4 separate regions of the Mus musculus genome follow, and all the other regions are linked to region 1. The links are chromatin loops, found by intact Hi-C in ENCODE. Cell type or tissue: heart. All regions are shown on one strand. Links, peaks and the distances in the headings refer to the core of each region. The heading gives the core; the rest is flanking DNA.

Evidence for each region. Hi-C counts contacts between places; a loop is a spot of excess contacts. Peaks named below come from ENCODE experiments on the same cell type or tissue, not always from the same donor. Only the 100,000 strongest peaks of a DNase experiment are listed, where the experiment ranks them.
Region 2: a loop joins it to region 1, with 3.0 times the contacts of the local background. A loop is called at or near these places in 4 of 42 quality-filtered maps.
Region 3: it touches region 1 in a loop (7-fold over the local background); 16 of 42 quality-filtered maps call a loop at or near these places.
Region 4: it touches region 1 in a loop (2.7-fold over the local background); 6 of 42 quality-filtered maps call a loop at or near these places.

Annotation. Positions count from the first base shown.
Region 1 is chr3:53,585,389-53,592,969 of GRCm38, reverse strand. Frem2 (Fras1 related extracellular matrix protein 2) reads left to right here. Exons shown (of 24, transcript NM_172862.3): 3 at 3,109-3,255; 4 at 7,254-7,484. Among named protein-coding and RNA genes, the nearest start is that of Frem2, 68 kb to the left of the region's middle. In heart, for the core only: a CTCF peak has its summit at 2,714 (motif pointing left); no DNase peak of the experiment used is centred there; H3K27ac peaks cover 757 bases.
Region 2 is chr3:54,310,489-54,318,069 of GRCm38, reverse strand. It overlaps Trpc4 (transient receptor potential cation channel, subfamily C, member 4), which reads right to left. Exons shown (of 11, transcript NM_016984.3): 9 at 2,412-2,453; 10 at 2,215-2,304; 11 at 1-627. Among named protein-coding and RNA genes, the nearest start is that of Gm31095, 47 kb to the left of the region's middle. In heart, for the core only: a CTCF peak has its summit at 3,810 (motif pointing right); no DNase peak of the experiment used is centred there.
Region 3 is chr3:53,655,364-53,662,944 of GRCm38, reverse strand. It overlaps Frem2 (Fras1 related extracellular matrix protein 2), which reads left to right and starts at 5,590. Exons shown (of 24, transcript NM_172862.3): 1 at 5,590-7,581. The coding sequence starts at 5,861. In heart, for the core only: a CTCF peak has its summit at 4,565 (motif pointing right); a DNase peak (open chromatin) is centred at 5,494; H3K4me3 peaks cover 2,437 bases; H3K27ac peaks cover 2,253 bases.
Region 4 is chr3:53,522,268-53,529,848 of GRCm38, reverse strand. Frem2 (Fras1 related extracellular matrix protein 2) reads left to right here. Exons shown (of 24, transcript NM_172862.3): 17 at 3,898-4,090; 18 at 6,082-6,186; 19 at 7,470-7,581. Among named protein-coding and RNA genes, the nearest start is that of Stoml3, 37 kb to the right of the region's middle. In heart, for the core only: a CTCF peak has its summit at 4,044 (motif pointing left); no DNase peak of the experiment used is centred there; H3K4me3 peaks cover 514 bases.

The DNA.
Region 1 (7,581 bases), core at 798-5,797:
ATAGGTAACCCTTATTTAGAAATTCATATGACCTGGTAAATGAGGCACAAGAGAGTTCTTTTTTGTTTTGTTTGTTTGTTTGTTTGTTGTTTGCTTGCTTGTTTTCCTAACAACAAGCAAAATTAACTGCCTGCCTGCCCTCTAGACCAGCAGTTAGAGTGGGAAGAGACAGAAAACGATTAGATAAAGGAATAACGTATATTTAGGAAATGAGACTGTGGAAGGGATGGCAGAGTAAAGCTAATCCAACAAAGAGACTTACAAGTGCTAATTTTTGCTGGGGTGTCCTGATTCACTCAGGGGTGGGGCAGAGTGATATATATATATATATATATATATATATATATATATATATATATATATATACCACCCAATATATATATATATATATATATATATATATATATATATATATATATATATACCACCCAATACTCTTCAATGCATAGTATTTAGCAGGCATCAATATTTCTTGGACTATTTCAGGAAAGACGGTCAAGCTGTAAAGTGGTATAAATATTGTCAAATTTGGAGAAATAGACATTGTCTAGGCGAGCGGAACTGTGAGGGTTTTTAGACGATGCAGCATGCGAAGCCTGCCGCTAAGTAGCAATCCTTAGATTCACCAGGAAAACCAACTCTACCATTCCGGGTCAGCTTCAAAGCAAGCTTCATTAAATATTAAATCCTGACCAAGAGATGGACCTTAGTCAGGGCCTGAGAATGTCCCTGAGCCTGTGTTGCAAGGATTTAGAAGGAACAACCCTGTAGGCCACCACACTCTCCCATGAGGCTTTGTTGTTTTCCAAGAATGACAACTCCGAGCATCCCAGGAAGTTGCTTGCTTCCTGGGCAGGTGGTGCTTACAGGTAGTTTGGGGCACTGCACAAGTTCACACACACAACAACAAGGGGTTAGATATGGCTGGATGTTTCCCTTCTTAGCAAGTGATGGCGCACTGACATTCCTGTCTGTGAACAGATGGGAACTGCTTAAGTCGGGTAGTTACTGCTTCCATCTCTTTTCCCGTTCCTCAGATCAGAGCCTTCAGACTTTTCCAGCTATTCATGACCTATGTACTAGGTTAGATCAGCTTTTCTCTGCTGTAACAAAGAGCCTGAGATAACCATCGTAAGAGCACAGCCTACTCTGGTTGATTCGAATAACTGGCCCTCATCCTTTGGCCCTGTGGCATGGCAACAGATCATGGTGGTGTTTCTAACGCCCACATGGTGACTCACAAGCTCCTATAACTCCAGTTCCATAGATATATGCATACTTATGTACAAAACACCTATACACATAAAGTACTAAAATAAATACTAAAAAGATGAATGGGGGTGGGTGTTTCCCCGTGTTCCTGAGACTGAGGTAAGAGTATTGCAAGTTCAAAATCTGCTGCTTTGCACTATATAGTAAGACTCCACCTCAAAAGCCAAACTAACAAACGAACAAATAACAAACTGGAAATGAACTGAAAGACAGAAGTGTCCATAGCCTCATCACCTTGAAGCATGAAATCACCTTGTGTGTGCAGTTCTTTCGACATAGCAGTGTCCACAGCACATGTTGCTGCTTCTGCATCACAATGTCAAGAGTTTCCTGTTTATTGACTTTTGTGGGGTGCAGCCACTCAGCAGTACTGGGGATTCACCCAGACATCCATTGCACACACCAGGCAAGTGCTGCGAGTAGTTCCAGCCTCAGCCCTGTAGCTACTGTGTAGTGGCTGAAAGGTTTGATAGTGCTTTGACGTAGTACAATAGAGTACTCCTTGAGTGTTTTGCGTCTGGGGCAATGATGGGAACTATTATAGTCGATGCTTCCTTTCAAATCTATTTTGACTTCTTTGGGAGCAAAACTCCCATGGAAGGCTCACAGGGTCAGGTAACAGAGCGTCCTTTTGCTTCCTGCGTGCGTCTTGTAGGAACTTTTGAAGAGGCTGAGGTGAGTTAAATGTCAAACGATGAGGAAGCAATCCCTTCACAGCTTCAGCCGCATGATCTGTTGCCTTTGATTCTCAGCGAGCCTCCGACAGCATAAATTGTCTGTAGTTTTTACTTCTAAATATTTCAGAGGAAACAGACCCTGTGCCTCTTCCCCGATTGCTTCTCCCTGTGTAGATTTTCATTCGGTCAACAGGAGTCTTGACATTTCTCCCTCTCTCGTATTTCTCTACTGTAGCTTTCTTTGTGTCAACTCAAAAGAGAGGAAGCTAGAATTCGAACTATGCCTGTAGCTGTGTTTGTGATTGAGGCTCCCCCACCCCCACCCCCTTTCTCTTTTCCAGAGAGACTTAAAAGGAATTAGTGATGCCTTTGTTTATGGACCTCATAGATCAAAGGAAGTTGAGGGATAGGTGTGGAGTGGTCAGCTGATAACACTCCTTTCATTTTCCCAACAGAATAGCTCTCACATTATAGAGACCAGCACCAGGTTCATTTTCTCCCTAGAGGCAGCCAGCTCCATTTTGGTGGGAAGGTGGGAGGAGAGCCAATGAAAGGGGCTGTCTGTTTGCTCTCAGGACTGGAGTGGAGTCTAGTGGGAAGGGGAGTGGAGAAAGAATATTTGTTTTTCTTTAAGTGGTTATAATTAAAGCCTTCCACCCAATTGCTCTGTGAACCAGAAAGAGGTATTTGTGAAGGTTTTTGTGTGTGGTTTTTAAGAACATTGCTGGCCTCTGAATAGAGAAGTCTGCTCTCCAGCGGCACCTTGTGGTGAGTGGTTTTTAAATAAATAATTTTATCAACCGAGAGAATACATAAACACAAGGTATTTTGATCTTATTCATCCCCCTACTCTTCCCACATCTACCCCATCTCTTTGTTTCATGATTTTTTTTTTTTTTTTGCTTCAGACTACTGCATGCTTCTTTCTGTTTTCCAACTCTACCCCCAATCCTGAAAGAGGGAGGGATTTCTCAAAGATTGTATCATCCAGGAATGTTTACCAGTCAATTGAGAGGTTAGCTCCATCTCCATGCACGTGCCCTGGAGTTGCATATTAAATCCAGCAGTATTCTTTCCAAAGTCGCATAGTTTGTGACTTTTTAAAGGCCATTCATTCAGGAAAGCAGTAATGGCAGGTTTCACACTCTTTGTTTTCCAGGTGGAAACAGGTTAACCAACCAGCATTTTCGACTGAATTGGGCGTGGATCTCCTTTGAAAAAGAGTATTACTTGATCAACGAAGACTCCAAATTTCTAGATATTGTTCTTACACGCAGAGGATACTTGGGAGAAACTTCATTTATAAGTAAGTTTAATTAGCACTTCACCTGTGTTTATAATTTTTCTCTAGTGATTAAACCATAGCACGAATTTAGCTTGATGAATTTAAAATCTTAGTGAGATGTTGATATCTGATTTTTGGCTACGAAGAGATCATGTCAACAGATTTGTGTCAAGGTGCATGAGTGTGACCTTTCGCCAGTAAAAAATAAATTCGCAAAATTGGAAGTAATCACCAGTGAATTCGAAATAAAATCAAATGTCACTGGGTTAGAATAAGCTGATGTGCATCTAATTTATCCCCAGGGGACAAGTCATCTGAAACAGTGGTGTAAAATACTCATGACAGCTACTTTAATAAATAAGCAAAATGTATTCAGTGAGTTGTTAGGTATCAGACACTGTGCACTGAGTTTGAAGGCTCTGTGGTTCACTGTAAATTCCTTCCTGACTGCTACATCACATGAAAGGTCTATTCTGTGGGTTTTCTTTGTTAAAATATTAAATGTTAAATCCTAGTTGGTTACTTCTGTCTTATGCAATAAAACCAAGAGTCAACGGCAAATAATTATCTTCAACTTTGATTCATGTCCACATTTCATTTCCTATAACCATAAAATATGGAAAGATATGAAGCAGAAATATAGTTGGTGTAGAGTTCTGAAGCCCTTGATGACACAGAGATGTCACTTTGAGAAACGCCCACTTAATAGGATCTGTAAACACAAAAGAGCTTTGTGGAGGGGAACGATGAGGCAGGAACACATTGGCAGAAATATAAGGGCTGTCTCCGAAATTACTACTGAGAAACTGTGCTGGACTGTTGGCCTGTGAACATTAGGTCCCTATCAACAGAGGTTCCCCCACTAATCTCTCTGCTCTTCCCTGGCACATTTGGACTCTGGATATTAATATTTTTTATTTTAAAAATAGGATTTTTACTGCCTGGTGGTACCTCCCTTTCCTAACACGCAGGAGGCAGGTAGGCAGATGGCTGTGAGTCGGAGACCAGCCTGGGTTTCCCAGTGAAACCCTGTGCAGAAAACCTGAAAGGAACATAAAATGTCTTGTTTTGTTAATTTTCGAAAGAGGCCTTTCCAGCTGCAGCCGGGACAGCAGCTCCTGGCCCTTCCTTTGCTACACTTGCACAGGACTGCAGTTCCCATTCTGTTTAAGATTCTGGAGTGCGGTAGATGTTGACAACACCCTCCCGTTGAGACTTGCTCTCTCTCCCTGCGCTCTGCTCTGTGCATGTGCCCATTTGGCTGTCAGGGAGGGGTCAGGCCCAACTATGCTTTGTGCCTGAAAACACAGAGAATACGTTGCACTGAAAACAGGCAAAAGCAGCACACCTCAGCAGTCACCAGCGATGTTTTTATCCATTATGCAACTTGTCCCATTCTATGTGATTGGCACTCATTTTTTCCACGGATGACACTGACACTGAGAAAGTTAACAGTTGAAAAGTATTTTATAGACTTTTAAATTCTGAACATTTTTCTCACTGCCCTGCTGCTTTTGTTTGGTTTGTTTTTGTGGTTTGGTTTTTGCAGCAGAATGCTAATGTGTTTTTCTAAGTTATGTTTGGAGCAGCTATTGTTCCCTGAGCCTGTGACTATATTAGCGATACTCCGCAACTGTCCTTGGGTCACCTCACATAGCTATTTAGTAAACTAGGGTGGAAGAAAGCCAGAAAGACACTGTGGGCCCACATCTGCCATTATCGAAGATGGTCCTGCAACGCTGCTGAGGCCTGAAACTGAGGTCAAGTTCAAGGCAGAGCAGACCTACAGAGCTCGCCAGGGAGGCTGCTCCTCCACACAACCTACACTTCCACTGTGGACTCTGAGCAGGCCTTGTAGCCACAGAGAGACTATCACTCTTCACAAAGAGGGCACTTCATCTTAGTAACACTAAGGGAAATCATGTTTGCATTGCTGTGACTGAATGCCGGACAGATGAAACTTAAGGGTTGCCCTGGGGTGGTAGTGAGTGGAAGGAGGGAGGGGAGCCACCAGCTGTGTCAGCAAGCAGGAGACAGGGCTGTTCACAGGGTGGTTGACCAGGAAATGGAAAGAGCTAGGCCAGCCCCTGGGCAGGGGCGCATATGCCCTACAAAGTCCTGATCCTACTGACCTGCCTCTGCCAGCCCCACAGCCACCAGGTGCAGCCCACACATACAAAGCCCACACATACAAAGCTCATGGTTTATACTCTAATAAGCTTTTGAAATTAGTTCTTAAGGCCGACATATAATGTGGTGGGCTTTGCTATGACATTTTCATATACCCACATCATGCTTTGATCTTGTGCATTCTCTTCTGCCACTTCCCTCTCCCAACCCTCCAATGTAACATGACCTCTATGATCTTCATTTCCTCCACTCCCCTGAAGATCTCATCCTTTTCTCCTCTCTTACTGTCCGGTATACTTTCCCAGCTTCACACACACACACACACACACACACACACACACACACACACACACTCACATACACCTAGATTTCACATTAAAGGAGAGCCACCTGATGTTTTTCTGAGTCTTGCCTGTTTCACTCACCATAATGGTCTCCGGTTCTGTCTGTCACATCACCCTACAAATGTCCTGATTCTTTTGTTCTGTGCGGACAAATGAGATTCCCTGTGATTTCTTTTCTTGATCATCTAAGTTGCCTCCATTTCTTTGCAGCAGTAACTGGACATACTGGTGTCTCTGTGGTTTATAGTGCATTCTTATAATCCACTAATAAACTAAGTGTACATTTGTATTTAGCAGTAGTTTTTGCATCACATGGATCCATTGCTACCAGTTATTAGACATTTATTAAGCCCACTGAGTGCTTTATCAGTTTGTCTCTCGTCTTGCAACCCTTCATTCACTCGCTCCCCTCCCCCCAAGACCTTGAGTCATGACTGTGGTGTTCCATTAGGCAATGGCCCTACAGAATGAAAATGGTTGTTAACCAGTTGGTAGTGCATGTTGAGTCCTCACACGTGCCGGGGCTAGTACCCCACGAGAAAAATAACATTGTATCTTCCACCCTATAGGTAGGCAAAGAGAGAAAAAGTGATATTCCCAAATATTCCAAGGCCCAGGGCCCCCCAGTGATAACCACCACCGCACCAGAGTGTCTCCCAAACCTGAGGGAGGTTGACATAATAATCGGTTTCTGTCCACTGCTGTGTGTCTGTGAGGGATGAAATTCCACTTTCTCAGGCCAAGAACATTTGCTTCAGCCCTGCACTATTTTTTCCATGTAAGAGAGGACAGGAAAGACGCTCCATTTAATAACTAAAGTGCACACTTGTGCGTGTTTTCAGTAGCAACAATGGGGATTTGACATTGCAACCTGAGTTTCATTAGGTAGATGACTTTGCTGTCCTCTGATAAACACGGCTGAAACTGGAGCTTATGCCCAGTATGATAGAAATTCCTGTTTGGCTTTAACTGTCCTTTAAATCTCCTGGAAAGAGTGCTTTGCTGATGGAAGGAAATTCAGCCGAGCAGGCAGCCAGCAGCTTGGCAGAGCCCCACTAGCAGGATTCTGTTGGTCTTGCTGGGGTGATTGTAATGGACCGAAGGAATGTTGACAAACTCCTCTCTGTGCACCAGAAACAGAGCTCTAAATGGGAACTCTGCAGAACTCATGGAGACCCAGCGTTGTAACTCTTGTAATGGGCCCTTAATCCTTTGACGTTAAATAAGCCATGATCTACCTGCTACTGAAGCAGATGCGTATGGGAACTACTTGTCTGTCTGGTGTTTTTCTGAAGTCTATAAGACAAATGCTTTTAATGAAACCTGTGTTTTCATCCTCGTCTTAATATTAACAGCCCGTGATGTATTCATAAGTATTCAAAGTAATCTTCTAGGGGGCACTCCAAGGCCGTTTTGTTTTGCTTTCATCTCTGATAGACACTTAGCAAGTGAGGCCGGACAGGATGGATGCCCAGCAATGAGACAAAGAAAGAGAGGGAAAGATCCCAGTTAGTCACTAATGAGTGAGTTACATTGTTTCCGCAGGTATCGGCACCAGGGATGGGACTGCGGAAAAAGACAGAGACTTCAAGGGTAAAGCTCAGAAACAGGTACAGTTCAACCCCGGCCAGACCAGGGCCTCGTGGAGAGTGCGCATCCTGAGCGACGGGGAACACGAGCACTCGGAGACCTTCCAAGTGGTTCTCTCGGAGCCTGTGCTGGCAATCCTGGAGTTCCCCACAGTGACTACAGTGGAGATCATCGACCCAGGAGACGGTGAGAGGGATTGTCACCTCCCTTATGTCATGGCAGCTGGGCTTTTATGGCAAAGTATCTTTCTTATAGAGGAGTTCAAGGTCACTGTTTGGGCTTC
Region 2 (7,581 bases), core at 1,431-6,430, 720 kb before region 1:
GTGTTTCTCCTTTGGTATAATAGGGACGGTGTCTTCCACCACCACCTTCTCCGACTTGAAGGTGGAGCACACTCTCTTGCCTACCTGTAAACCCAAAGTGTCCGTATTCCTTTCTCTATGGTCTACTAGCACACACTGTTCATTGAGACCAGGAATGCTGCGGTCACCCCGTGAAGCTAATCCTTTGGATTCCAGTTCGATATTTCGCTCAAGTGCTCCTGCCGCCTGTTGACGAGTAATTTCTTCTGAAACAGAGAAGATTTGGTTTGCGTTTTGCTCAGCAGCATTTTGTTTTGACCGTCTATGAAATAACCCGAAGTTTTTGATATCAGCCACAAAATTCACTTTCCTCTGCTTCTCCCTGGGCGGCTCCTGCACCACCAGGGCGGAACCATTGCTTAGGTTATGTCTCTCGGAGGCAATGGCTGCCGACCGCGGGTGGATCAGAGTGGTTAAATCAAAGAGGCTGAGATTCTTTCTCTTGTCCTTGCCATTACCTTCGCTCTGGCTCTTCTCGTCGGAGTCCGCTGAACTCGCCGCGTTGGCTGACTGTATTGTAGAGAGCTTGCTTCCTCTGAGCAATCCCAGAACTTCGAAGCGGAAGCTAGAAATGTCTTGCTTTAGTTCCTGAATAAAATCCAAATGACACGTTAGGTGCTGACTTACGGAAACATCATTTCCTAATTTCATAGAGCTGTCTGAAATGGTCCTGCCTCTTTTGAAGACGCAGGGTTCTGTCCTCCTGGGATTCTACTTAGAATTTCAGGCCCTGACTCTGATACCTGGTATCATTAATTTTCCTATTGGTATTTTATATTCTAGTATGATGGTTATTCTTTATGTCAAACATGACGGAGCAGAGAGATCCCTAAAACATGCTTCTGGGTGTATCAGTGGTGCTAGTCCTGGCTGCCATGAGACGAACTGTTCCACTCTGCTTTCTCTGCCACTAGGGACCATTGCTTCTCAAACCATGAGGCAAAGGACATCTTTTCTTTTTTGAGTTGCTTCTCTTTAGTGTTTTGTGACATCAATGAGAAAAGCAGCTGGGACACATAAAGAAATCTTCTAAGTGTAACAGAAAGAGAAACAAAAGGGATTGTGCGCTCTGTCACTGTTCGGTGGGTTGTCTACTTTCTTGGAGACAGTGATTTTTAAATACTTCCTCTCTGGAGTCTGCTTCTAACTGTCAAGCCACTTCCTGGTCCTTGGGTCACGTGTTTTAATGCGATATTTTTTTTTCTCTGAAAAGGATGTGCAAAGTAAAAATAACATGAACCTTAGCCTTTCGAGAGACTGCCTCTGTTCTCAATACCTTCTGCGGGGGGCTTAGACCAACCATTGGGTCCAGAAGTCCTGGCTCTCATTTACACGAGGTTCCTAGATCCCTATATTTTTCTTATTTCATTGGAAAACCTCTTTCTTAGCTTCTCTTCTACTCCAGAGCCACACTGTCTTCCAGGACAAAGGGAAGCATTTAGCCTCATCATTGAGATTTATGGTTGCAGAAAAATACTTTGGAGTCTATTTAATTGACAATCTGTGCTGTCTTTTTGGCAGCTCCTCTCCTTGCTTATCTCAATGACTGTTTAGCTCTTGTTTCTCTAATGATCTTTGATGCTTTCGTGGCCTTGGTTTTATCTGTAAAATCACATTAACCTGAAAGAATTCTTCCGAAATTTATAAAGGGCCATGTAAAATCAAAGAATCAATTCACATTTAATGTTAAAATACCATTGCCTATGTTCACTTATTTCCTCTCACAAAACTTTAGAAGTCTTTGAACTTGATTTCCAACTTGCAATATAGAAAACTTTATATCCCTGCCCCCAAGAAGATACCACAGAGACCCAGGAAGCTTGTGCTATTGGTAGTAAGTTGGTTAGTAAATGCTTCCGATTTAGAAATCAGACTGAAATACAAATGAGAAGCTGACGTGGCACAGCAGGGATTGGGGACATGGATCAGAATGCAACAAGGACTAGGGGTTTCCTTGCCACTAAGTTAAGCCCCCTTGACAGTGTGGGCTAAGGATGTTTCAAAGCAACTTGGGAAATTTCTCTACTTTGCTGTTGTTTTTCTGTTTGTCTGTCTGCCCTTTCACTTAGTTCCATGGAAGTTTAATTTAAAACACAGGAGGCATGGCTAGGTTTGTAAATCTGGCCTTAAAGGCTGCCTCCACACGCTGTCTCCGCGATGAAGGCGAAGCTTTACCTTAACATTCTCCTCCGTCAAGCCTTCTTCGGTTTTTGCCTCTCTGATCATGGCTGCCACGTACCGCTTCACCAGGTTCCTCATCACCTCCTGAACGACAGGATTGATATTCAGTGCATGGATTCACTTTCTGTCCCGAGTCAGATCCGCATTTTGTTTGAATGGCCATTTCAGGAACAAACACAAGCACTACTTACTTGGTATTGGTGATGTCTTCTCAAGTTATCAGCAGCACGCCGCTGAAAAGGAAAGGATATTCCCGTGTGGTTATATAGATACGTTTTTTTATCCTCAAAGTTATCGCTTTTGCAGATAAGACTGTTCTTGTTGTCTTTTATCACCAAAGTGGGGGCAATGAGCCATAGTCACAGAGAGGTTTCACACACAAAGAGTCAATGAACTAAAGTGAAAAGGCACAAGTCTTTAACGTATAGAACTCTTAAAGCAGAATAAATTAACAGTGCTAGAAATGGGGTCCTGGTTAGGCTGCAGGGCTGTGAGAGAATGAACTGACCGTACTGGATACACACCCGGCATCCCTAGAAATACTGAAGGCAGAGACAGGAAATAACCAGGGGAGGAAATAGCAAATGGAATTAGTATTTTCCCATAAATATCAGCACAGAAAAATATAGAAAATCAGTCACTGTAAATAGCAATACATAATCTGCAATCTTGGGGGACGGTGAACTTGCAGCAGTTTCAGTCATACATCCACTGAAGGAACTTTCTGTTTTAATTAGATAAGATTTAATAAAATCAGCCAGAGTACTAGTTAAACTTATGATTTTCAAGGTATCGAATGTGGCTTTCAGCTACCTTTCACCTTGTGGCTTTGGAGACAGCACCCAGGGAAGCCGGAGTGTGACTGACTCCTCCCACTGCGTCACACCCGCCAAGCTCCCAACTCTGCTATCTCTTGGAAGACTGGGATGTTTTAGGTGGGTCTGCACACTATATCAGCTTCTTTGTACAGAATGGAGAGAAGATGGCTGATGGTGAACAAAGTCCATTAAAAACTGAGTTAAACAACAAATGAGATTAAAATTTTACATTTTCACCTTTCATAAGTATTCTAAAAGCATTAATAGAAACCCATCTATGGTGACCCCACATAATGCACTTTTAATAAGCAGCGGCATTGATTCTTAAGAAAGAACACTGAAAAAAGTCAACCCAAGTAAAACATTTCTGTTATAAAGGGATTAATTTGGTGTATTTTGAGAAGCTAAGGGAATAATAGTTCTTAGTTTCTAATGAGGCTTTTGAGCTTATTCCCTAGTAAATATTTAACCATAGGCTGATAAGATAGAATTTTAGAAAGAGCAGTGCATAAATATAAAATGATATTTTAAAAATATATATTAAAAGTCAAAATTCTATTCTACTGAGCCTAAGCAGTGTCTGTGTTTCAAGAAAAGCAGTGATTTACAGGAAGAAAGGAAGGCAATGCTTTGATTCCTAAAGCCACTAATTACCAAAAGACAGCGTTCACTACATGCGAACTGAGTTCTCTCTATGATTAAGGTATTTGCCAACAAGAAAACTAGAAAATTAGACCATCTGGAAGAGTGTAGCATGGAAGTTTTATGGCTGGGCCACCAGATGGGGGTGGTGTCTACCTCCTGATGAAACAAAACCCAAGATAAATTCCAAGAGAAAAAGCATTTCTAGAAAAAGACAGTGGCCTTCCAGACCCTGTGACATTGCTTAAAATAAAGAGAAGCACAAAATGAGTCATATGTATGTATGTATGTATGTATGTATGTATCTTTAACATTTACTAAAAAGTATTCAACATCAACAAATGACTTCCAAGATACTTTAAGTATATAGACCCTTTATTTAATATAGAACCAATTCAGTTGGTCTACCTTCGCTGGTTTTAGAATCTTTTTAAATTCAGTAAGATAATGTCAAAAAAAGCCTGAGGTCATAGTTGAGCTTTATTGAGCATTAAACTAAGATTAGGGTTGATAGACTCAGAGTTATGAGTGATAAACAAAGATATCATGGTGCATTTAAACATTAAAATGTACAGAGTTTTTTTTTTCAAGTTCTAGAACCGTCCCTAAAATCCATAGTCAACATTTTTAATTCAAATATGCAAGAGAATAAAGTACGTAGTTTAAAGTGAAACATAATATATTGGCTTGGGGAAAATTTTAACAAGTATAAAAAGCTTGTCAGAGAAAAGGAAAGGCATAGGAAAAGCTCACTTAGCTAACTGAGGGGTTATATTCCGTGGGTGAGGTTTAAGGTTTACTTTGTGTAAACTAATTATCATCTCCATCTCCTTGGGAATTACACAATACCCTTTAGCCTCGGGATATTATATCAGCTGTTTAATGTCAGCATAATTGCTAGAGGTGAGATAACCACTTTCTTAAAGAAAGGGTGAATCTGAACCAACACACTCACCTAGTGATGTGCATGAAGGGTGCACTCCTCAGCCCATCTATACCCTTTCCTAGTGACTCAGCACAGACCCGTGTTTTAGCCTCTAGTTTTATGAATCTGTTCCTATTGTCTGCATTTGAAGTGGGCAGTGGTATTACAATATTAAGAACATGGAGTTAAGATTAGATGTGGATAAAACTGATTATATCCCAGAGGGACATTAAAGTTGTGCAGTGAAAATAAACTCTTTGGGTAATTTAGGACATTAAATAAGAGATATGATTCATAGCATCTGTCACTGGCATTATTCATCTTTCTTCACTTATTAATTAGTGATTGACACGAATTAAAAATACCCCTGAATCCTCAAACTTCATCAATTGACCAATCTCTGGATTTCTTCTGAGGAAATATAATTTGAGTGCATTTGCTTGTCTTTGAGTGATTTTTATGTGCTTCATGCTTATCAGAGTACTTTGTTCAGCTAGATCATGAGATGCTGATACCCTTGGAGTAAAGAGATGTGGGAATGAGAAATTGGCTTTGAAGTGATACGGCTAGGGACAAGAATGATGGTCAAACTCAGAAGTCAACCATTTATTGTAGGAGTCCAGGATCTTTATGAGTAACTCTGCATACACTGGTCTATAGCAATCTCTGTGGATTCTCTTTTGTCTCTATAGAAGAGCTATTCAATTGTACAGCCCATTTAAAATACACCATTAGGTGACCACACGTCCATATAGACAATATTCTTTCAGAGGCAAGCAGAATCTTCCGAATAGTAAATTGAATAAGCACACTTAAATGGCTTGTCCTCTGTAAGGTGATGGAGTAAGACACAGATAATGGAAAATACACCATTAAACTCAGTGGTGAAGACTGAATGTCCTGTGAATATGGGGAAGAGATAATATTGTTCAGAGTCAAGAATGTAACCAGAAGTGGGGTTTCCGACTGAACTCCAGGCACCAGGATTTTGACAAGTCAAGATAGACAAGTGTTACTGAGAGCAACAGTATTGGAAAAGTTAGTCTAGGCTCTTCATGAGAAACCTCTTATGGCACAGTGCAGTCAGTGGACCTTAGTACCTGGGTCTTTAATTAACCAAGTGCTAAGGGAAGAAGTGTGACTTCTTTGATAGTGGTCTGGCATCAGGCAGTATAGAACTTTGTAGCTTCTGGCCATGGCCACAGATCATTGGGACTTTTGTTCTGGAAGCTCCATCACTCTGTGTGCAGCTTTATACAGTGCCTGTGTCTGCACATGGCTTGAACCTTATGGTCTCAGCCTATATACAACTATAGTAAACTGTAGACTTTTTTGTTTGTTTCTTTAAAAAACTCAGGTATGCTATGTGAATATATTTTTATTTTAATCTCAGGTATGGGATAAGAGACTGCTTCACAGCAGGTGATTATGATTTTCCTCCTGTACTAGCAGGGGTGTGATTTTGCCAGCTGCAGATGGTTTAATTCTGGAGACTCTCGGAAAAGGAAGATCCCCTAGACAGCCTGGGGTGGCTGCTGCTCTCCCCTGCTGCTCCTGGTTGCTGTTGTTGAGGTTTGACAATGTTCTTGAGCAAATCAACAAGAAAAAGGAGCTGGAGATATACTTAGACCAAATATTGATCTGACCTCGAGAAAAATAACATCCCTAATCAGCAGGAACTAGTCCATTTTGTTGTTGAAAGAGGTATGCCCCCTTTCCCCCTCTAACCTTCCTCTCCTCTCTAGTGTTGGAGGCTTGGAAGGGATTAGGGTTGGAAGAGAAGGAGAGGTATAAGAACCCAATAAAACAGCTTTAAAAATATTATTACCAACAAGTTCACATTGCAAGGTACTAGGGGCTTGTGATTTCTAACTTAAACATTAGAAGTAAGAAGAGGAAGATAGTTAAACTCATTATACCCTTTGTAACACACATAATAAATTGTTGCCAATTAGTGATATCTTTAAATGTCATCTATCAGATCTTCTTCAATTATACTTGGGATATTTGTCACCTTGCTATTGGGTAAAGATCTGCTGACGTTCAAGGGCCTTCTACTATTGTTAGAGTGGAGACTGTATCATTATTGTCACCGGAACAACCCACATCTTGAATCAACTGAGGTGTGTTTATAACAATAATGTAATCGGGGTATTTAATTTAAAAGCACTAAGTGAACGAGGATAATCAAATTTCTGTGAAGCTTTTGCAGTGTTGAGAGTTGCATTTTTGTAGCTTTTATTTTTAATTAGATTGGTTGTCAACTCTGTCTGACGTTAAAATGGGCCAAGATCAAAGACTTAATTTAGCGTGAGTCTAGGGAGAGTATTTTGGAAGACATACACTTGGTGGTGTCATTCTCTTCGCCAGTTATACACATGTCAATAATCTACATGCTGCTGGATTGCATATGTAATGTTCCCTGGTAGGATAGCATTCAAGATGGGGGCGGGGGCGGGGGAGGGGGTAAGGGTGGCGGCTGAAGATATGCTAATGTAGCATAAGCAGGTTCCACCTGATCTGTTGGACTAGACCATGGCATTTGAATCATAGAACTAATGGGAAGAAAATGAAGTCGTGAGAAGCCTTGACTGTGCAAGGGAAGCTGAGATTCCAACAGCTGCACAGGCTCTCTCAAACTGAGAGAGAGGTTTGTAACAGGAGAGGGGCTCCAGGGAAGGCACTGTGACATTTGCTGGCTTTTTAGCTTCTATTCTTTCCAGGTCTACCCTGTGGAATGTCAGACTTTCTGCAGAAGCCGATGATTCCCTGCAGTCAACGTTCAGGGTCATTTTCTTTCATTTCCACTCTGGTTTCTGTCTGTCACTAAGTTCCCGGCCCATGAATTATGCCTTTTAGTCTTTCCTCTGCTCAGTGAATCCTATTAAGGATGCAGCCTGCTGTGTTCTCCTTCAGAACTGTAAAACGGCAAGGGGCCAATGCAGGATGGAATCAGTTCCTCCAGAAATTGCTGTT
Region 3 (7,581 bases), core at 1,625-6,624, 69 kb before region 1:
CAATGGGAGAGGAAGTGCCTAGCTCTGCAGAGACTTGATGTGCCAGGGTGAGGGAGATACCCAGGGGAGGGTATCCCACCCACTTCAGAGGGAAAGGGGGATAGGGGAAGGATTGTGGGAGGGCATGATGGGAAGGGTATCAGTGAGGAGGATGTAAAGTGAATACGTACAAAAATAAAATGTAATTTAAAATAAAAGAAAATTCGACACCTAACCTTAGGTAGTAGATAACCATTAAAATACTGGTACACTAAAATTACTTTCAGTTTATGTATATAAGATGTACACAGTGCATAAATGAATTTTGTTCTCTGTGTATACCCCATCCCCAGCATCCCTCATTGTATGCTTTTGCCACTAAAACACTTCTAGTCCCAGGCATTTCAGATAAGGAAATTCGAGTGTAATTAAATGATTTCAATACTAATTAATTTTGCTTACTTCCATTTAACCTAGTTTATTTAATTTTAATTTTTGACAATAATTATGCAAGCCTGAAGAAAAAAAATCACTGCATCCTAGGCCAATTTTCTCAGATACAAAATATAAAGCCATGTAGTTGATATCCACCCTGTTACAACAAGCAGGACCCTGTTTGGCTTCTCTAAATGACAGCCTCTGTCCACTACTTAAGAAATCCCCATGATGGCACAGCAGACTGTATGCTAAAGAAAGTTATTCAGCATCAGGAAACCAAAGAGACCAGAGACCCACTTCCCTATTCCTGTGTGGCTTAGGATCTAAGCTTGGGCCATCCAGTTATGCCTAGACCTTTGCATTTGCAGGGGCAGAAACGGAGCAACCAGTTTGGTTAGTGGGAATGTCCCAAATCCCCAGACAGAAGGTACAGCAGCTTCAGTGTGATTGATTCACCCTGAAGCCAGATATTGTCACCTATAAGGACCAGTGCCAGCAGTGGCTACCATATTCACCTCAGATAGCATCTTGCTACTGTCTTTCTTGGCTTTTGGTTATGTGTCTTCTTCCTAAAATTATGGTGAATTATGGGAATGAGTCAATATCTAAAGCATACTTCCTAATTCTGCCAAAGCCAGCTCCTGCTGATTGTTGATAAGAAAACTGAAAAATCTCTTTGGCTACCTTACAAAGATGTTGTGAAATCTGTCTGGGTTATTTTAATGTAAAAACTTGGTAAAGCAGGAAGTGTAGGCACTATTTCATGAGTATCTGGGAAAGAATCTTAATGTAAGCAAAGGATGAGCAACATACAAACTGTGCTAAGACCCTTTCACAACAGTAACCACACAGAGGCTCACAAGTGTCTTTAATTCCAGTTCCATGGAATCTGACCACCTTGGGCATACGGCACATATGTGCTACATAGACCTTCATGCACACCAAACACTCATGCACAGAAAATTACGTTACAAATTTTAAAATTAGGAATGGGTACAAAATAGCAGGTCATTTATAAATCTGCAGACTCAGAATAGAAAATGAATTTAACTCTAAGGGTAGAGTTCTTTGTTTTACATCTGAGACTTAGGTTGGGAAACAGAAGACCAATGGCTGCAGCCCCCTTAGCTAGAGGGAAGGAGCCCCCAGATTAACCAGGCCAGTCCTGTTTGCTCTCCCTTTCTGCTTCTCTCTAAAACAAACCAGTTTTATCTTTGTAGGAAAACCAAGGTTTTGAAGCTGCTAAAAAGTAAAACTCTGTTGAGAACTAGCGAGTGCTTTGCACATTCGTCTCAGGCGCAGGCAGCCCCTTGTATCCAGGACTTCCATAGCCATCCATTCAACAAGCCACTGGCTGAAGATACTCAGAAAGTCTTTGAGTCTGGGCTGAGCTTGTGTACAGATGGGTCCCCCAATGTGTTTGTTCTCTGAACAAAACAGCACATCTTAGCCAGGTAGTGGTGGAGGCTGCGGCACATGCCTTTAATCCCAGCACTTGGGAGGCAGAGACTGGAGGATTTCTGAGTTCGAGGCCAGCCTGGTCTACAAAGTGAGTTCCAGGACAGCTAGGGCTACACAGAGAAACCCTGGCTCGAAAAACAAAAACAAAACAAAACAAAACAAAACAAAACAAAACAAGAAAACAACAACACCGGGGCCTAGCAAACACAGAAGTGGATGATCACAGTCAGCTATTGGATGGGTCACATGGCCCCTAATGGAGGAGCTAGAGAAATTACCCAAGGAGCTAAGGGGAACTGCAACCCTATAGGTGGAACAACAATATGAACTAACCAGTACCCGGGAGCTCTTGTCTTTAGCTGCATATGTATCAAAAGATAGCCTAGTCGGTCATCACCGCAAAGAGAGGCCCATTGGACTTGCAAACTTTATATGCCCCAGTACAGGGGAACGCCAGGGCCAAAAAGGGGCAGTGGGTGGGTAGGGGATTGGGGGGGTGGGTATGGGGGACCTTTGGGATAGCATTGAAAATGTAAACGAGGAAAATACCTAATAAAAAAAATAAAGGAAAAAAATTAAAAAAAAAAGAAAACAACAACAACAAAAACAAAAACCCCAGCACATCTGTCTACACATTTATATCATCTTTGGTACCACGAATTTAAAATATATGGAAGGTGATTTAAATATAGGGAAGGTTGTACATAGATTATATACAAACTCTGTACTCATTTTACATACAGGACATACACATTTGCAGGTTTGGGCCTTGGAGGCAAGGAACCTGAAGCCAATCAATCATGGATCCTTAAGGAGGGATGTACAAATTTCTGAAGTGCCTCTGAGACTATTAGAGTCTCAGGATTCAATAGAAGACACAGGAAGAGTGAAGCAAACTCCATAATGAAAAGTAAAATATTCCGATGTTATCAGCTGCTCCCTTAGCCGCAGCCTGGCTTTACATTTCCAGCTGACTATCTTGCCTTCATCTTAAATACCTCCTTTACTTCAGGAAATCCGCTCTTTGATGCTTGACCGTAGGCCGGAAATCTTTCAGGTTTCAACAGCCACTAAAATTAAGTTTGTTGTTTTGAAGAGAGTTTTTGTGTGAATTTTCCAAGATGTGAAAAAAAAAATGCATCCTAAGGGATATTTTGTTTGGATTTGGAAGTAAGAGCTAAAGAATTAAACCTAGATCTAAAAAAAAAGTACTTTTTAACTTATTTCATCACTTTTAAGATAAAGAACATTTTCCTTAAAATGGCATTTCCTTGCTAACTTAAGCAGATATCTTTTAATGTTGAATTGCTATTCAAAACTCTCTGACAAAAATGTAATATATTACCATTTTCAGCAATGATCATCCATATAAAAAATATTTAAGCAACTCTATATTGCTAGCTGTCTGATTAAAAAAGTAAACTAAGATTTTTAATTAAAAAATGTTTCTAAAGAATTATTCCATTACTTCAGTTAAGAAAGGCTAAAATTTAAAGTCACCTAAAAGTCCAGTTTATTGATTTCCTTAGGTTACTTAAAAATAAACTTGAGCCTGTATTTTCTTAGCACAAAACAAAATATTGAACACTACCCTTCAGGCATCTGACCATACTTCAAATACTGATCTTATCACTGCTGGCAAATCAAACATTGTTGGACTTTAAAAGGAAGAAAGGAAAAAGCCTGGAGCCACTGGGAACCATCAGAGGTCAGGCTGTGGCTTTCAGGCAGGCCACACACACACACACACACACACACACACACACACACACACAGAGTAAGGACACTTGGCATCCATTTGACTTCTCTTTCACTAAGTAGGACTTAGAACATGGTACAGAAAGACCTTTATTCTGAAACTGACCATCTACTCCACTTGACATCTTCTTACATACTTGCAAACAGAAACCGGAATATTCTCATGTCTTGGCCATTGGAGTTCCATAAATCAACGTGATAAATCATAAAATTATTACATCAAAGATAATTGGAAACTGGCCAGGAGTTGGATGGGAATTTTCTCATGTGTTTCAAGTACTGGCTGTGTCCTTTCTATTTTTGTCATAAACTGAGACATGTAGTAGGAGTTGAAGACCCCCCCAACAGTACAAAGCACAGAACCCAGAGGAGCTTCTACTAACTAAATACCACCAGTTTGTTTGCATAAATGCCTCACTTTTTTTTCTCAAAAGACTTTTAGAATCTTTCACATCTCATCCTCAGAGGCCAGTGAATTTCTTAGAATAGAATCAGACATTTAACATCAAAATCTAGCAACGAAATTAGGGCTTTGGCCTGAAACACGTGTGACTACATCAGACAGGAGTCAGACTCCTGAGGTAGAGGCTGGCAGGCTGGCTGCAGGAAGGTTTAAAGTGATTGTTCATTTCTTCCTTAAAACGCGTCACACTTAAATCTTACGACTTTCATTTAGACTGAAATTTACAAGGATTCTCAACGCATCCTGTTTCCCAAATTCGGTGTTTTATTGAAGAGAAATAGGCATTATTTCAGGTCCTTCTTTCATAGTCCCTTTTATATTACTGGGGAAAATATTTCGACGTGATAAGCAAGAGTGCCCAGAACCCCATTGAAAGCGACTGGGTTTTGATTGTGAGGGGGTTTGGGTGCAGCGCAGGGAGAGGAATCTGCATACTGAGGAAACCTGACCAACCGACACAAGGGGGCAGGAAGCGCCCAGCCTAGGGTTTCAATCTGGTCTAGCTGAAAAGAGGTTTATCTAAACTCTTCTTTGCCCTCCGGGTATTTATCAATTCTCTCGGCGTGGAAAAAGAAAAACGGGGAAAAAAAGCTATGCTGCTGACAGCTGGGTTTAGCTTGTCCTTCGTCTAAATTCTGCAAGGTGAACTGAGCGTCTGCAGTGACAGCTCTCTAGCTAGGGGTAGTTTAGGACAGCCTGGGGCTACATTCTCTGGAACTTCTCTGGTGGGAGACTGGCGATTCTGATCAGACTGCATTTCTCACACACCCCAAATGCTTCTTTTCACTTTAACTCTGTGAACTTTGACTGCAAAGGAGGGGCTTGATTTAAAAAACAACAACAACCACCGCCACCAATCCGCCGGACAGGGTCCGTTTCGTAAAGCACGGGAAAATCAGCAAGGGCTTGGGTGGGGGTGGGAGTCGGGGCGGGGGTGGGGGCTTGTGGTGGTGACCCTGGTGGGTATTGCACCTGCTCTAGCTAGGTAGGTCTGGCTTTTAATCCCCTGTCTGTTTGAAAATCTCCAGTGCCTTCCCAAACTGCTCTGGGTTCCTTTTCAAACTCAACAACAAGGTGTGTTCAACTTTGTTCTTCACTCCCACCCTGGCTTTGGAAGTTTCGACAAGAGGTGGCCATCCCGGGAGAGATTTCAATGACCAAGGAACGGGACTGAGATGCATTAATAGATGCACTAATCTTTAGACCTGAAGACTTGAGTCCGTAGAGCCGCGCAGGCTGGTGGTTGAGCCGCAGCCCCAGGTCCGGGCAAGCAAGCTCAGGGCGCCCCTCCATTCCAACCAACCTGTTGCACCTCTCTCAGAGCAGCTCTGCGCAGTTTCCCCGCCTGGGAGCTGATTGACAGCAGTCACTACCCAACCCTGGACTCAGGGCCTCCTCCAGCGATCAGCGATTGGTCCCCTGAGAGAATTGGAGTTAGGGGTGCAAAGGGAGAGATTTTCCTCAAAGGACTCAAAGTTCCCGGGACCTGGGACGTAGGGACTCTCCTGACTGCTACACGCCCGGGACGCGCTGGAAGTGTTTAGTGCCTTGGATTGCGGCTCCAAGGAGGGACCGTGCGGTGCATTTGGCCATCCTCCTGGTCCAGCCCTGCCACTGGGAGGGCCCCGCAGGCACCGCGCCGAGTTCCCGGCCCTTCCCACCGTGCTCTCTAGGAGCCTGCAAAGTCTAGCTTTGCATACCCGCCGGGTGAACTGTCGGAACTCTAAGGCCGGCAGCCTGCATACCACAAGGGCTCCCGGGATGGCCAGCCGTGCGCGCAGGACAGCCAAGTTCTCCAGCTTCCAGCCGATACTCGCACAGTCGCCTAGGCTGCTGCTGCTGCTGCTGCTCCTGTCACTGGTAAGCTACGTCTCCACACAGGCTGCTGGCCCCGGTGCAGCACTTCAGTCCCTGGGTCTCTCCGGGACTTCGGGAGTCCCTACAGAGGAAGCTATAGTGGTGGCAAACCGCGGGCTCCGTGTGCCCTTCGGTCGCGAAGTCTGGCTGGATCCGTTGCGTGACTTGGTGCTGCAGGTGCAGCCAGGAGACCGCTGCACAGTGACCGTGTTAGACAACGACGCGCTGGCCCAGCGGCCGGGCCACTTGAGTCCCAAGCGTTTTGCGTGCGACTATGGCCCGGGTGAGGTGCGCTACTCGCACCTGGGTGCTCGCAGCCCTTCCCGCGACCGCGTCCGCCTGCAGCTGCGCTACGATGCTCCAGGAGGGGCGATAGTCCTGCCACTGGCACTAGAGGTGGAAGTGGTCTTCACCCAGCTGGAGATTGTGACTCGGAATTTACCTCTGGTCGTGGAAGAACTGCTAGGGACCAGTAATGCCTTGGACGATCGGAGCTTAGAGTTCGCCTACCAGCCTGAGACCGAGGAGTGCCGCGTGGGCATCTTGTCAGGTCTGAGCGCTTTGCCTCGTTACGGAGAACTCCTTCACTACCCACAGGTCCAGGGAGGGGCCGGAGATAGAGGGACCTCTAAGACCCTTTTGATGGACTGCAAAGCATTCCAGGAGCTGGGAGTCCGCTACCGCCACACAGCCCCCAGCCGCTCGCCTAACAGGGACTGGCTGCCTATGGTGGTCGAGCTGCATTCGCGAGGGGCTCCAGAGGGCAGCCCGGCTCTAAAACGCGAACACTTCCAGGTGCTTGTGAGGATTCGAGGAGGAGCGGAGAACACTGCACCCAAGCCCAGTTTCGTGGCCATGATGATGATGGAGGTGGACCAGTTTGTACTGACTGCTCTCACTCCAGACATGCTAGCAGCCGAGGATGCTGAATCCGACCCAGACCTTTTGATTTTCAACCTCACCTCTGCCTTCCAGCCTGGGCAGGGCTACCTGGTGAGCACGGATGACAGAAGCCTGCCTCTCTCCTCCTTTACACAGCGGGATTTGCGCCTGCTGAAGATTGCCTACCAGCCTCCCTCTGAAGACTCGGATCAGGAGCGTCTGTTTGAACTAGAGCTGGAGATAGTGGACCCTGAAGGAGCAGCCTCAGACCCTTTCGCCTTCATGGTGGTGGTGAAACCCATGAACACACTGGCTCCCGTGGTCACACGAAACACTGGCCTTATTCTCTATGAGGGTCAATATCGGCCGCTCACGGGTCCCATAGGCAGTGGACCCCAGAACTTGGTCATCAGTGATGAAGATGACCTAGAAGCTGTGAGGCTGGAGGTGGTGGCTGGGCTCCGGCATGGCCACCTTGTTATTCTGGGTTCTCCCAGTAGCGACTCTGCTCCCAAGACCTTCACAGTGGCGGAGCTGGCGGCTGGCCAGGTTGTGTATCAGCATGATGACAAAGACGGTTCACTGAGTGACAACTTGGTGCTGCGCATGTCCGATGGAGGAGGCAGGCACCAGGTCCAGTTCCTGTTCCCTATCACTTTAGTGCCTGTGGATGACCAGCCGCCGGTCCTGAACGCCAACACTGGGCTGACAGTGGCTGAGGGGGAAACTGTGCCTATCCCACC
Region 4 (7,581 bases), core at 957-5,956, 63 kb after region 1:
GAAACACTGAGAAGTTAAACTTTGTTTTTTATACAATTGGAATTTTGGGTGTTTTTTTTTTCTTTGAAAAGTGAAAGACAGTCTTCTCAGTTTTGCTGGGTGTTCTGCAAGGTAAGGGTCCTTAGGTCCACAGCAGCTGGTCACATTGTCCAACTGGCAGGTCTAAGCTAAAGTTTGCCCTTATGGCATGAAATTGCAGTATACACTTTGGAAGACGCTCTGTGTGTGGTCTGGAGAGATAAGCAAATATCTTTCTTAGTTGATTTTGCCACCTTTTTTGTTTGTTTGTTTGTTTTTTTTTTTTTTTTCCGAGACAGAGTTTCTCTGTATAGCCCTGGCTGTCCTGGAACTCACTCTATAGACCAGGCTGGCCTTGAACTCAGAAATCTGCCTGCCTCTGCCTCCCAAGTGCTGGGATTAAAGGCGTTTGCCACCACACCCGGCTGCCTCCTTTTTACATGTGTGTTTGGTTTACAAACCTAGACATTGAGGCCAGAATGTGTGTCAGAGGTCATGCAATCTGAGTGTTCAGCCTTTCAGGTAAATAAATGCAAACCACATACTCTGCAGTTAAGGGCCATAAACATGTGTTGGTAAAATAGCTTTCAGTGGTATTTCCAATACATGTGGCCTAATTCAAGACCTTGAATATGGGGATCTAGAGCTGCTCTGTCCAGTGTGGTCACCATCAGCTGTGTGTGCAGAGTGGAGAGTGGCTGTGTGTATATGATGCTATGAAGGTATTGATCCCACGCCTACTCATCTCACATGTACAGTAGCAGCCTGCCTCGGGCTCTTAGACAAGCTACACCCTCTCCACATATATGCCTGGCACACGGTAGCATTACATAAATTTGGCAATATGTTACTTCTCCAAGATACTTGTGTTATGGGCTATCCCTTTAAATATCCTGTTAAAGGTGTTAGTTGCCTTTGTTAATTAACTTCATATGTCAATAAGACCATGCAAGGTCACTCATTGGGCCTACGTTGATTATTTATACCTTTAAAGGTCCACAGGTTGAAAGAAACTGAATGTTCTTAAAAGTGCCACCAGAAATAATTGGTTCCATCGCAGTCTTTGGCTGAAGAATGAATAGGCAGGTGACTAAGTGATTGAAGTAGGCTCCATTTCAGCTCCAGTGCTCTCCAGGGGGAGATTCTCAATAGCTGGGGAAAACTGGCCTTAAATAAGAAAAAAAATGTACAAGATGCAAATCCTGTATCTAGAAATCACCATGTTGAAAGTTAAACAAGGTGCTGGAGAGATGGCTCAGTGGTTAAGAGCACTGTCTGCTCCTCCAGAGGTCCTGAGTTCGATTCCCAGCAACCACTTGGTGGCGCACAACCATCTGTAATGAGATCTTCTGGCATGCAGGCATATATATATATATATATGCAGATAGAGCTCTCATGTATAAAATAAAAAACAAATAAAATCTTTAGAAAGAAAGAAAGAAAGAAAGAAAGAAAGAAAGAAAGAAAGAAAGAAAGAAAGGAAGGAAGAAAGAAAGAAAGAAAGAAAGAAAGAAAAAGTTAAAGTAAAGCCAGGTGTGAGCCTGTTATGTCAACCCTCAGAAGGCTGAGGCAGGAGGATTGCCATGAGTATTAAGCTACATAGGATGTTCCCAAAAGTTAAATAATGAGAATTATACAGGATGCTATATTCCAATTATCTGATTGAGAAAAAACTTCCCTCTAGAGCAGTGTTCCAATAACATTTGATGGAGAGTATGTCAATATTGGCAAAAAAAAAAATTAAGCTATGTTTTTCCATTATAAATCCATGCCTAGGGCTGGTGAGATGGCTCAGTGGGTAAGAGCACCCGACTGCTCTTCCAAAGGTCAGGAGTTCAAATCCCAGCAACCACATGGTGGCTCACAACCATCCGTAACAAGATCTGACTCCCTCTTCTGGAGTGTCTGAAGACAGCTACAGTGTACTTACATATAATCAATAAATAAAATCTTTAAAAAAAAAAAAAAAAGAAAAGAAAACATTCACTGAATGTTGAATGTTTAAAAAAAAAAAAAAGAAAAGAAAACATTCACTGAATGTTGAATGTTTAAAAAAAAAAAAAAAAAAATCCATGCCTAAAGTCTAACATCTTAAAGTTAACTAAAGTCATGGAATGAAGCATGAATCTTAATCACCAGTGGCAGATAGGCTGACCAAGTCACTCTCCCAATAGCCAGAGTATCAAGTGCTTTTCAGAACTCATTGTTCAGTGGTTGTAATGATGGCTGCTCTTGGGGAAGAAAAAAAGGCATCCAAGGCATACAAGGCACGGATTCACCAGGCAGGGAAAATTGTTTGCATCCCATGTGTGAAAACCAAACAAGTTGCTTGTCTTGTGGCTGGTTCTTTGTCACTGTGTGTTTTTATTATGGGTTTATACTGTCTGTGTGTGATTTGGGGAGTTCGCTCTTAACTCTGTGGTAGTATGACATATCACAGCTCGGTTCTCATGACCTAAGTACAGGCCTAGTCCCTGTGTTGATTCTCTGACGGAGACCAGTTTCAACAGCCCGGTTGGAACTTCCAAGGAGAGTCAAGCTAACCATTTCCTCTTGCACAAAGAGGTGCTGCAATCATGATGCTGGTCCTTGGAGCATTTGGAGATTAAAATGCAGCCATTTTTGTTAGGCGGTTTTAGGACCTCTCTGCAGTGTGTCCAATGTAGTAATGTGTGGGAGAGATAAACACAGGCTAGAGACTAGGTTCTGACTTCCACCGGCTGCTCAGGAGGTTCAGAGAATTCTGCTGAGAGGGCTGCACTGAAGGAGAGATGGCTCTGTGGCTAAGAGCACTGGCTGCTCCCATATGGCTTCACTCAGAGCACTCACAAGTTGGCTCACAACTGTGTGTAGCTCCTGTACCAAGATACCTGAATGCCTTCTTCCGACTTCTGTGGGCACCAGCCATATACCATGTGGTACACATATGTAGATGCAGGCACTATATTATGCACTTAATATAAAAATACATTTTCAAATCTTTTGGTGAGCTCGCCTGAGTCCTTTTCGAGTTCCCTCTCCTGCTTCTTTTCTGTCCATCATCCATTCGCCCGTCAAACCACCTTGCATACACACAGATTCAATTATGAGAATAAAATAATAAAGCTGTTATTAATAACCAATACATTGTCTGAAATTCGGTAGGTACTTGACAGGGATTAATTTATCCTCCCGACTTCCCTTACCTCATCTGTTGACTACCAAAAGAAGGAAAATATGAAATTCTAAAACAGTTCATCTAATTATTTTGAAGACATTGGAACTGCACCATGTCATTGCTAAATATGCTTGGTTTTGCTTCTTTAATGTTCATCCTAGCTTCCTCTAAATGATTTAAAAATAAGTTTATAGATGCATTTTTGCATAAGAGTTCCAAACTTACGGTAGCAAATCATCCTCTGATGGAGATCAATAAAGTAGAATGTAGCTATATGTCTGGTTGATATCCCATAACAGAAGGGAGTGAAGCGCCAAAACCTGCAACTGACAAGATTCATTTCTAGTGTCAGAAGAGGCAAATTCAAGGAGTGCATCTGTGTTTGCCCCTCCGGTTCAAACTGGCGTGATGGCTGCCGGACTCCTTGCACATATAAAAAAAACTTTGAATTCTTCACTTAACTGGGTGAATTATGTGGTATGAGACCTGTATCTTGATAAAACTGCTCAAAAGTAAAAAGGACTTACTTTGCTGAAAATAGTGTTATTTTAAGGAACTCTGGCGCACGTCCCTGTTGCATGTGCGCACTGGGAGAAGTGAAGGGATGCTTGCCGTGCTGAGAAAGGCTGTTGTTTATTCTGTGCACTAATGGCACAAAATCTGGCGTCGGCATAAGTGGGCTGATTTGGTTAACGCTGCTGCAAATGGTTCAATTGTTTTAGGTCCTCAACCTCGTGCAGTCCTACGTGACCCTTCGAGTTCCTCTGTACGTTTCCTACGTGTTCCACTCCCCCGTGGGCGTGGGCGGCTGGCAGCATTTCGACTTGAAGTCAGAGCTCCGACTCACATTCGTGTACGACACTGCCATCTTGTGGAACCATGGGATCGGCAGCCCCCCGGAAGCTGAGCTGCAAGGTGGGTGGCTGTGGCTCCCAAAGCATCTTTCCTACCTGTGGTAATTACTCAGAATGATAATTTTGTTTTTATTTCAGGTAAAAATTAGGGGGGGGCACCTTTCGATATCGTTATTTTTATATTCTCTAATAACGTGACGTTTTAAAACCTTTGTCAAGCCCGGCGTGGTGGCGCACGCCTTTAATCCCAACACTCGGGAGGCAGAGGCAGGATGATTTCTGAGTTCAAGGCCAGCCTGGTCTACAACGTGAGTTCCAGGACAGCCAGGGCTACACAGAGAAACCCTGTCTCGAAAAACCGAAGTGGGGGGGGGGGACCCTTTGTCAAGGAAAGATCATATCAATGCTTCAAACTTTGCATGATGTTTGACTGTGAAATTTAACATCTTTGTTTCAGGCATACAGTCTATTGCATGTGACTAATTGTTTATATTTTACATAGGCCAATCCATAGAGCTTTCTGGTTTGTACTAAATAGAGGAATTCCAGTTGTGAAAGTTGGGAATAAAATCCGGGGGAAAGTTGCACATTTTGCTTCTGAAATGAGAGGATCACTTTAAAGTCCAATGATAAACCCTGTCCTGGGTGCCAGTTCTGACTCTACAACTGATTCGTTGTGATCCGCGTAACCTCAAGCACACTGCTTAAACTTGAGGTTTGAATTTCTTCTGAAGGACAGTCCAAGCTTCAGTCGCTTTCTGGTTAAAACGCCATCATTCCGTGATATCATAGACAAATGCCATAGAACACTGGCACAGAGAGCTCCTGACTCTAAGCCCTTCAGCATCTGCAGAGCTGTTGGTACCCAGGTGGGAATCGGGAAGTACAGAAGCTATCTAGGCATGTAGCTCGCATCTGTAATCCCAGCACTTAAGAGGATGACGCAGGAGGGTCGCTGTGGGTCTGAGGACAGCCTGGGCTGTGTAGTAAGACTGACTCTCAGATGATGATGGTGGTGGTGGTGATAAAGTTTTTGCAAGCAAAGTGCACACGTGTCTAGATGACCCACAAAAAGAATTCATGCTTTTTCCTCTCGGGCTCACATTCCTCTGCTGAGTCTCTGAACATCTATATCACAGCAACTTGACACATTGACAGCCAGGAAGACAGGACCAATTGATAGCATACCTGAAGTATAATTCCATCATATAGGACAGATTAAAATTCCCTTCGAGCAATGAGGAAAACACAGTGACCATCCTGGACGGTCGATGCAGACTGCCTCAAGGGATTTAACTCCACATTGTATCTTAGAAGATACACAGAAAAAAATGAATATTTTCATTTCTCTTCTAGGTGAAGAAGGGGGTTGGGAGGACCTTACCAGGCTGACTGTGTAGCCCAGGCTAGCCTCACCAGGCTGACTGTGTAGCCCAGGCTAGCCTCAAACTCTCTCTCTCTCTCTCCTACCCACACACTTCAGTGCTGTACAAGGGTGGTCGTTGAGAATCATCAGTTTTCTTTAAGCCCGCACAATTCCGCAGTTGTTCTGGGGTGCTCAAAGGTGTTTTCACGTACATGTATCTGACTCTACAGTCTCAGCAAGGCCATTTGTCATCTCTCTCAATTACAGATTTGTTTTTGTAGAACATCACTTTAAAAAAATGTATCATAGTATTTGTGTTATTTTATAGAAACCTGGCTCATATTACTTAATTCATTTTGCCCTTCATTTATCCTTATCAAAGAAAGAAACTTGTAACTATATTATTATTATTATTATTATTATTATTATTTGTTTTTTTCAAGACAAGGTTTCTCTGTGTAGCCCTGGCTGTCCTGGAACTCACTTTGTAGACCAGGCTGGCTGAACTCAGAGATCCACCTGCCTCTGCCTCCCAAGTGCTGGGATTAAAGGCTATTATTATTATTATTATTATTATTATTATTATTATTATTATTTAGAATAGCCATATAGGTCAGAAGAAAAAAGGTCTATGGATGAGGGTGTCTGGCCACCTACATTTTATCCTCCTGGGCTTCTCTCTGTAGGCTCTCTTTACCCAACCAGCATGCGCATTGGTGAGGAGGGACGCCTGGCTGTGAACTTCAAAACAGAGGCTCAGTTCCATGGCTTGTTTGTGCTGTCCCATCCTGGTAAGCCTCATTGTCCCTGGGCAGCCACCGCCCACAGGACCACATCTTTATATCCACACAGGTCTCAACAGGTTTCCCGGATAGCTTGGAAAGCCTTCATTTCATACGAGTCCCATATGAGTAATTATGTCCTTAATGCTTGGTCATCGTTTACCGGTCTCCTACCCTATGGAAAACTGCCACCATACAGACATTCAGAGAAAGATAGCTCCCCTGAATACATGGACAAGAGAACTGGACTGGGGATATTTTAATAAGAGCTTTCCTTCCTAAAAGGCACGGAATAACAGTCTTTTTCCGTGCTCCGGGTCAGTGACACAGAAACCTCCTTTCAGTGGATCCATTTGCCAGCGATTTTCTGCTCAGTTTTTTTCTAGGTCTGTGAGAAACTTTAATGGAGACAGAGAGGCAGTTGGCTTTCCTATTCAAGTTTCAGCCTTGGTAACTGCAATTGGTAGAGACTGGATAGGCAGAAGAAACTGGCTGTGCTTTGAATATTAAATAAGACATCTGTCAATAAACTGGTATTTGTTTGTGTTACAAAGGCTATTTCATTAGAAGTAGTTCATTTTTTCCTTTGACTTTCCACGTTGCCCGGTTGGTTTCCCGGCTCTCTGCTGCGGCCCTTGTCGGGCAGCAAGGGGAAGAGTTCGCTATCCTCACCGCCGTCCTTTTCTGGGCACCAGCTCTCAGAAAGGAGAAGTGAGAGCTGAATGTTCAAGAAGAAAAGAAGGCTTGTTGTAATTTTTTAAAGCAGATTAAGCTGTCCGAAACACAGAACCTAAAGGGATCCCATGACTGCATTAAGATGATGAATTCTGCGGAGTGGGGATTTCCTGGTCTTTGGAGTCACTTCTAAGTGCCCATGTCTCTAATGAACTGGATCTGTGACTAGCCCAGTTGTAGGCTCTCTAATTAGATGAGTTCGTTCCTAAAATGGCTTTGCTCCTGGAATATTTTAAGTTCAGCCCAAATGGCTTTGATGTGCTAGTCCAGCCTTCACTCTACCCTGGTTGCCCTGCAACTGACTCCCTGGGTGGAGCCCTGAGCACGTACCTTTTGGCTAAATTACAGAGATCAGAAAAGATAGTGAATTAAGAATCCAAAGTCATGCAGCCAATGTGGGTGATCTTGAGAAAGTCCCGTAGTGACTATCTGCCCAGGGGATAAATGCACCACCGTTGAAGACTTGTAAGAAAGAGCTAACTACTAGGTGATCTGGTACTTTGAAAACTACGCTGTTGTAACCTGTAGATCATTGTGCCTCTTGGTGTTTCTTCCAGCTTCCTTTACCAGCTCACTGATCGTGTCAGCTGACCATCCGGGCCTCACATTTTCCCTCCGCCTTATACGGAGTGAACCAACCTACAATCAGCCAGTCCAGCAGTGGAGTTT